2 separate regions of the Homo sapiens genome follow, and region 1 is linked to region 2. A link is an interaction called in ENCODE POLR2A ChIA-PET data of the cell type or tissue named here. Cell type or tissue: Caco-2. All regions are shown on one strand. Links, peaks and the distances in the headings refer to the core of each region. The heading gives the core; the rest is flanking DNA. Region 1 has its middle 67 kb from the start of SH3RF3. Region 2 has its middle 12 kb from the start of EDAR.

Evidence for each region. ChIA-PET counts read pairs that join two places held together with the same protein. Peaks named below come from ENCODE experiments on the same cell type or tissue, not always from the same donor. Only the 100,000 strongest peaks of a DNase experiment are listed, where the experiment ranks them.
Region 1: POLR2A ChIA-PET joins it to region 2 with 5 read pairs; 4 of 35 experiments call an interaction of 5 or more read pairs at or near these places.

Annotation. Positions count from the first base shown.
Region 1 is chr2:109,060,748-109,063,653 of GRCh38, reverse strand. It overlaps a transcript of RANBP2 not described here. Among named protein-coding and RNA genes, the nearest start is that of SH3RF3, 67 kb to the left of the region's middle. In Caco-2, for the core only: no CTCF peak of the experiment used is centred there; DNase peaks (open chromatin) are centred at 144 and 1,253.
Region 2 is chr2:108,999,753-109,002,658 of GRCh38, reverse strand. It overlaps a transcript of RANBP2 not described here. Among named protein-coding and RNA genes, the nearest start is that of EDAR, 12 kb to the right of the region's middle. In Caco-2, for the core only: a CTCF peak has its summit at 542; no DNase peak of the experiment used is centred there.

The DNA of each region.
Region 1 (2,906 bases), core at 107-2,606, 61 kb before region 2:
TATGTGCCTGTGTGTGTGTACCCAGGTGCCTGCAGGGAAGTTCGAGCTGTTTGTTCCAATGCCAGTTCTACAGCCATTGAGCAAGAAACCCCGGGACGGTTCCCTGTCGCGCCTGTGGAGCAGCAGACAGCAGGTGTTTCTGGCCGACTTGCAGCCACGCGGGGGCCTCTGCTGCATTCATCCTCCATGCGCTCGTTTCTGAAGCTGCATGCCTGCTGAAGGAAAGGCCACAGCAAAGCCAGGCGCTGCTGATGTGGACCCTACTGTGTCGAGATCTCCCAGGGCTCCTGAAGGAGAGAAAAGAAAACCCAGGCACAGGGCATTTTGTGAGGGAGGGAACAGGAAATGCTCAAAGGTTCCACCGTAATTTGAAGCAAGATCAAAAGCCCCAGGAGTGGGTGGCTCTCCAGCATCTTCCCAGCCCCCGGGGATATACAAGCATAGTTGGAAGACCTCCAGGTCTCACTCAGAGCCCAGGGACCCAACAGGCACAAGCCAGAGGGGGAGGATGTGTCTGCACAACCCTAGGGGAATGGCATGGGAGGGTCTCAGGTTGGCATGGTGGTGGGGGGCACACACTCCAGCAGGTGGACAAGGCGAGGAAGGCGCTGCCAAGAAAGGAGAAAGGGGACATCAAGGAGGTGGCTCCTGTCCTGAGGCCGTAGGCCCTGGCTCTTCTGGCACAGGGTCAGCGTGGGTGGGTGGGCTGCCTGCAGTTGGCACCAGCTCTGTCTGCACAGGTGGTCGCCCTGAGGCAGGCAGAGGCAACAGCCTGCCAGCCCCCTTCACCTCCACCCGCTCCCAGGGCCCCCAACACATCCCTCCACCCCCTCACCATCCCAGCACCCCCACCCCATCCTAGCATCCCTGGGATCAAAAGCAAATGGATTTTTCTTCCCCAGGACTCCAGAGCAGTCTTGCACTGTGCTCTGTCTCACGAGAGAGGGCACTGTCCATGAGGATTCGCTGTTCGGAAGGAGGTGTAAGGCCTGCTGTCCTGCCTTCTCCAAGCTTTGGGCCCCTCATCTGTAAATGGGAAAAATGCATCCACCTGAATAGGGGCTTTGGGGACAGGAGGGGGCATCAGGGGACTTTCCTGGGTGTGGAAATCTGTCTTGATCTGAGTGGTGATGACTCAGGTGCATGCACATGGAAAAATCCACCCGGCTATACACACAAGATCATGCACTTTACCAGGAGTGCAAGCCAGGGACTGGCTTAGAAACTAGTGGAAGAGGCCCCTCCAATGCGGTCTGGTTGAAGGGGCCCAGGGTGTGTCTCTTCCTCAGACACATCCATTCCAGCCTTACTCCCTCTGTCGCTGATGCAGGAAATTCAACTATTACAAATGACTGCCCTTGGCTTAAAGCTGTGTCTCCAACTGGTAGGAAGAGTAACATGTTTCCTTATCTCACCTGCACTTTAGACTCTCAGAGGAGGGAAGTCAGGGGTGGAGAACAAGATCTGAAAATATATTTTCCTTGCCTGATAACTTTTATCCAAAGTGAAAGGCTTTGCTTGTCCCTCTGGGAGAGGGAGAGAAACAGATTGAGAAGGGACAAGCCTGCCTGCCTGGCCCTGCCCAGCCATTCTGCCTCCCTCCCCTGCAAGCCAGGAAACCAGACTTTCGGGGCTGGAGGGTCTGTGAGGATGACAGGAGGGCTGGACATTTGGGACCCTAATGAGGGAGGGGTAGGCTCAGGGACAAGACATCCACTCTGACAGCCACACGGTCAGCTGACCCCCACTGCTGGGAATGCATGCATGGCTCCAGTCGCATCCCACACTGGATGGGCATCACCTCTGCTTGAATCAACCAAAGGGAAACAAGTCCACGGGCCCACCAGACCTTAAATGCAAGGCTTGAAAATGAGGTCAGTGCCCCACATTCTGATAATATGGATTGACTACTTTTTAATGTCCAAAATTGTACACTCTCCCATAATCTTTTGTAGAAAATTCACAACATCCAAGGCTACTATGAACTGAGGAATATTTTTCTATTATTGCACTTATTATTGCATTTATTAGCCATGACAATATCAACTAGTGTTTGAAATATAGTGAGTGTGCATGATGAATGGTTTCATTGGGTAGGCTAGTAGGAAACCTCAGTGTCTCCCTGTTCTTTCCCTGAAGTCTTCCAAGTCCAGGGGCCCTGAGGGCTTGCCATGCACACAGGCTGCTTGCAAACCCACCAAGCAAGCACACACAGACCCAAAGAGATGAGCAAGATGACTCCAAAGGAAGGAAAATCAGCAATGACAAATGATGTCAAGGAAACCATCCCTGTGCTGAATGAGCCTCTTGGCTTTTCCTTAACATATATTTTTACACTTACCTAAAATTTCCCAGAAATGTTGCTTCAAGAGGGCATTCAGCCTAAGCTTGGGAATCTGTGTGCATAGGTGTTTGTGTGCATAAGTACACACACTCTCACCAAGAATCAACTTACATTGCACAGCTCCCAGGGTTTTCCTTGGACAACAGCAAGTGACTGAGAAGGACAGCCTTCTCTGACCTACAAACTTTACATCCTATAGACCTTCTATTAACAGAGGACACTATGAAACCACTATTATTCAAGCAGAGGACAAATAGGTTTCTTCATATCTAGTTCTTCATAGAAATGGAGCAAGTTTGAAGCGCTTACTAGAAGGATGTCCTGTAACCTAAAAATATTAATACCTGCTTCCTTAGGGTGCTGGACTATGAGTAATCTCCTAATTTTTCTTTTGACTTTTTCTAAATTTTCTATAATAAGCATGTAAATTAACTATGAAGACATATATGTTATATATATGACACATATAACATTTATAAAGAAATTATAATCTCAGAGAAAATCACAAAATGTGAGAAGGTAGTTAAAGACCCAACAGGAAAACCATAATCTACAGACACAT
Region 2 (2,906 bases), core at 125-2,624:
CCCACCTGCTGGAGGGTGGCCGGGGAGCAGAGGGAACCTAGGTCCATGTGAGGTTAGAGAGATGGCTGGGCCAGGTTGTGAAGGGCTCGGTGCACTGAGGTGTGGTAATTAAGGCAGTGACCTAGGACTTTATTCCAAGGGCAGTGGGGAGCCAAGTCTTAAATGTGGAGGTGACCTGATAGGAAAAACATCATAGAAAGGCCACTCCAGCTGAGAGTGGAGGATGGAAGCAAGGAGACATTGGGAGAAGCCAAAGCAGTGGTTCAAGGGAGACATAGTGAGTGAGAAGGAGGCAAGTGTGGTGCCCTTTGCATTAAACCTAAGAGCCTAGCAAGCTGGGAAGTGGAATCCCGGCTCACAAGCGTAAGGAACCCAGGGGTGGACAGCTGGCCCCAGGCACCATTCCAGGAGCAAGCACAGGGCCAGGGCCAGAAACCTGGGTCCTCCTCTGGGGGCCTCCTGCATTGGTCGGCCTCTTGGAAGCATCGCCTGGAGGCAGGAGCAGAAAGAGTTGGGGGACAGCAAGGGTGCAGTGCAGCCATGGGACACAAGGGGCAGCAAATGGCAGCCACCAACTCCCTACTCTTGGATGGAAAATAGCTTTTTGGGCTCCGTTAAAGGCTTTAATGGGCTGGGCGCAGTGGCTCATGCCTGTAATCCCAGCACTTTGGGAGGCCGAGGCGGGCGGATCATGAGGTCAGGAGATCGAGACCATCCTGGCTAACACAGTGAAACCCTGTCTCTACTAAAAATACAAAAAAAAAAGCCAGGCGTGGTGGCGGGCGCCTATAGTCCCAGCTACTTGGGGGCTGAGGCAGGAGAATGGCATGAACCCAGGAGGCGGAGCTTGCAGTGAGCCGAGATTGCGCCTCTGCACTCTAGTCTGGGCGACAGAGAGACTTCATCTCAAAAAACAAACAAACAAACAAACAAAAACACAAAAAAACTTCAATGGCAAATTATAAAAATAAGCCCTCCTAAAGACAGTAGCGTGGAGAATTTAGGGCCAATTCTGTGTGTCTCCTTTCCAAAAGGGAGGCCAGGGGACATGAGGGATCTTCATGCAGCAGGGCCACAACGTGGCAGTCAGTAGCTGCTGTGCTCTTTGGTATGCCCACTTTTACAGGCACAGTGGGAGGGTCCCCCTCTCCCTTCTTGTCCAGCTCCTCTCTCTTGCCCATCCCTTTGCCACCAGCCAGCCATGGGGCTGGCCCAGCTCCTGCAGTTACTGCCTGCCACCCATCTGAGAGCCAGGCCTGGACTTGCCTGTTCTTGTGTGAAAGCTGCCCTGCCCCTACTGTGACCCCACGTGTCCTGGACGAGCCATTTCCTTGGCCTCAGCATTGGCCACATAGCTGATTGGGAGGAGCTTTCTCAGCTGAGGGTCCTGATTCTTTCTGTGATTGTCCCATGGTGCCAAAGACTGTGTGGTCTGGAGCTCAGCCTCAGGAGTGAATGGTTCCTGGACTTGCTGTGAGTGCCTTTACTTTTACACCCGCAGCACAGTTGATTCCTTTAGGATTTTCTTATACGAGCCACTCATGTAGCAATGAAACTCTGAGCACCCTTGCTGATAAGGAGAAAGTTATCAGAACCAAACAGGAAACCTACAATGGGGTGAGGGTTCTCTGATCTGCTCTTTACTTCCCCCTGGAAGGATGCTAAACTCAGAGGCTCACAGCACATGGAACCCAGTCCCTCACCTGGGCCTCAGGGCAGGGCACTGAAGGAATTCAGCACTCTGACCCAACAGTCTCGTCATCAGCTTGAGTCCTGGCTCTGCTCCTGACTAGGCACGTGACCTGGGACATATTCCTCATCCTGTGTGCCTCCGTTTTCTCAATGAGGTGATGGATAAGACTATCTCATAGGGTTGCAGTAAGGGTTGTATGAGATAAGTCACATAAAGTGCTTAGTGCCTGGCTCATGGGAAATGCCCAGTAATGCTGGACATTATTATTTCTTATTATATGTTGTTATTATCTCTCCAAGGCCTAACTCCTGTGCTCTTTTCCCAAGAAGCCGTCCCCAGTTTCCAACTGGAAGAAACTTGACCTGTTGCATGCTTTAAGGCTTTACTTTTTATTTATGTTTTGTTTATTTTGGGTTTTTGTTTGTTTGTTTTTGAGACAGGGTCTTGCTCTGTCACCCAGGCTGGAGTGCAGTGGCGTGACCATAGCTCACTGCAGCCTGCAGCCTCTGTCTCCCAGATTCAATCAGTCTTCCCACCTCAGCCTCCCGATAGCTGGGACTACAGGTGCACACCATTATGCCTGGCTAATTTTTAAATTTTTTGTAGAGAGGGGGTCTTGCTATGTTGCCCAGGCTGAGCTCAAACTCCTGGGCTCAAGTGATCCTCCCACCTCAGCCTCCTAAAGTGCTGGGATTACAGACATGAGCCACCGTGCCCGGCCTAGGACTTTATTTGCATTTCTCCTGTGGCTCTTGAGTCATCTACATCCAAATGTATTATTTGCCTCCTCATCTGGAACACCGTTATGGCCCTGACTCTAATTCCCAATAGGTTGAACTTTTCCCCAGGATACACACTCTGGATTCAGGTGCTTGCCCTGCAGATACGTTGCTGCATTTCTGCACTGTAGCTGTTCCCAGATCCAGTTTTGATAAAGGAAGCACAGATTTGTCTAAAACTTAGAGAAGGCCTTTGAGAGCAGGTCGTCATTTACCAGGCAGCAAGCAGCCTGGGCAAAGGCACATAAGATGGGACTGAACTAAACATTGCTGTGATGGACCCCAGGGCTGTGGAGCCACCTCTTACAGCCCTGGGTTCAAGCCCTTGACCTCTGCCACTGATGGAAAGTCAGAAATCCAGTCTTACTTCATTTCTCCCCATGCCTCCTCCCGCCATGTTTTTGTAATAATAAAAAGGGAAATTTCGTAATTTT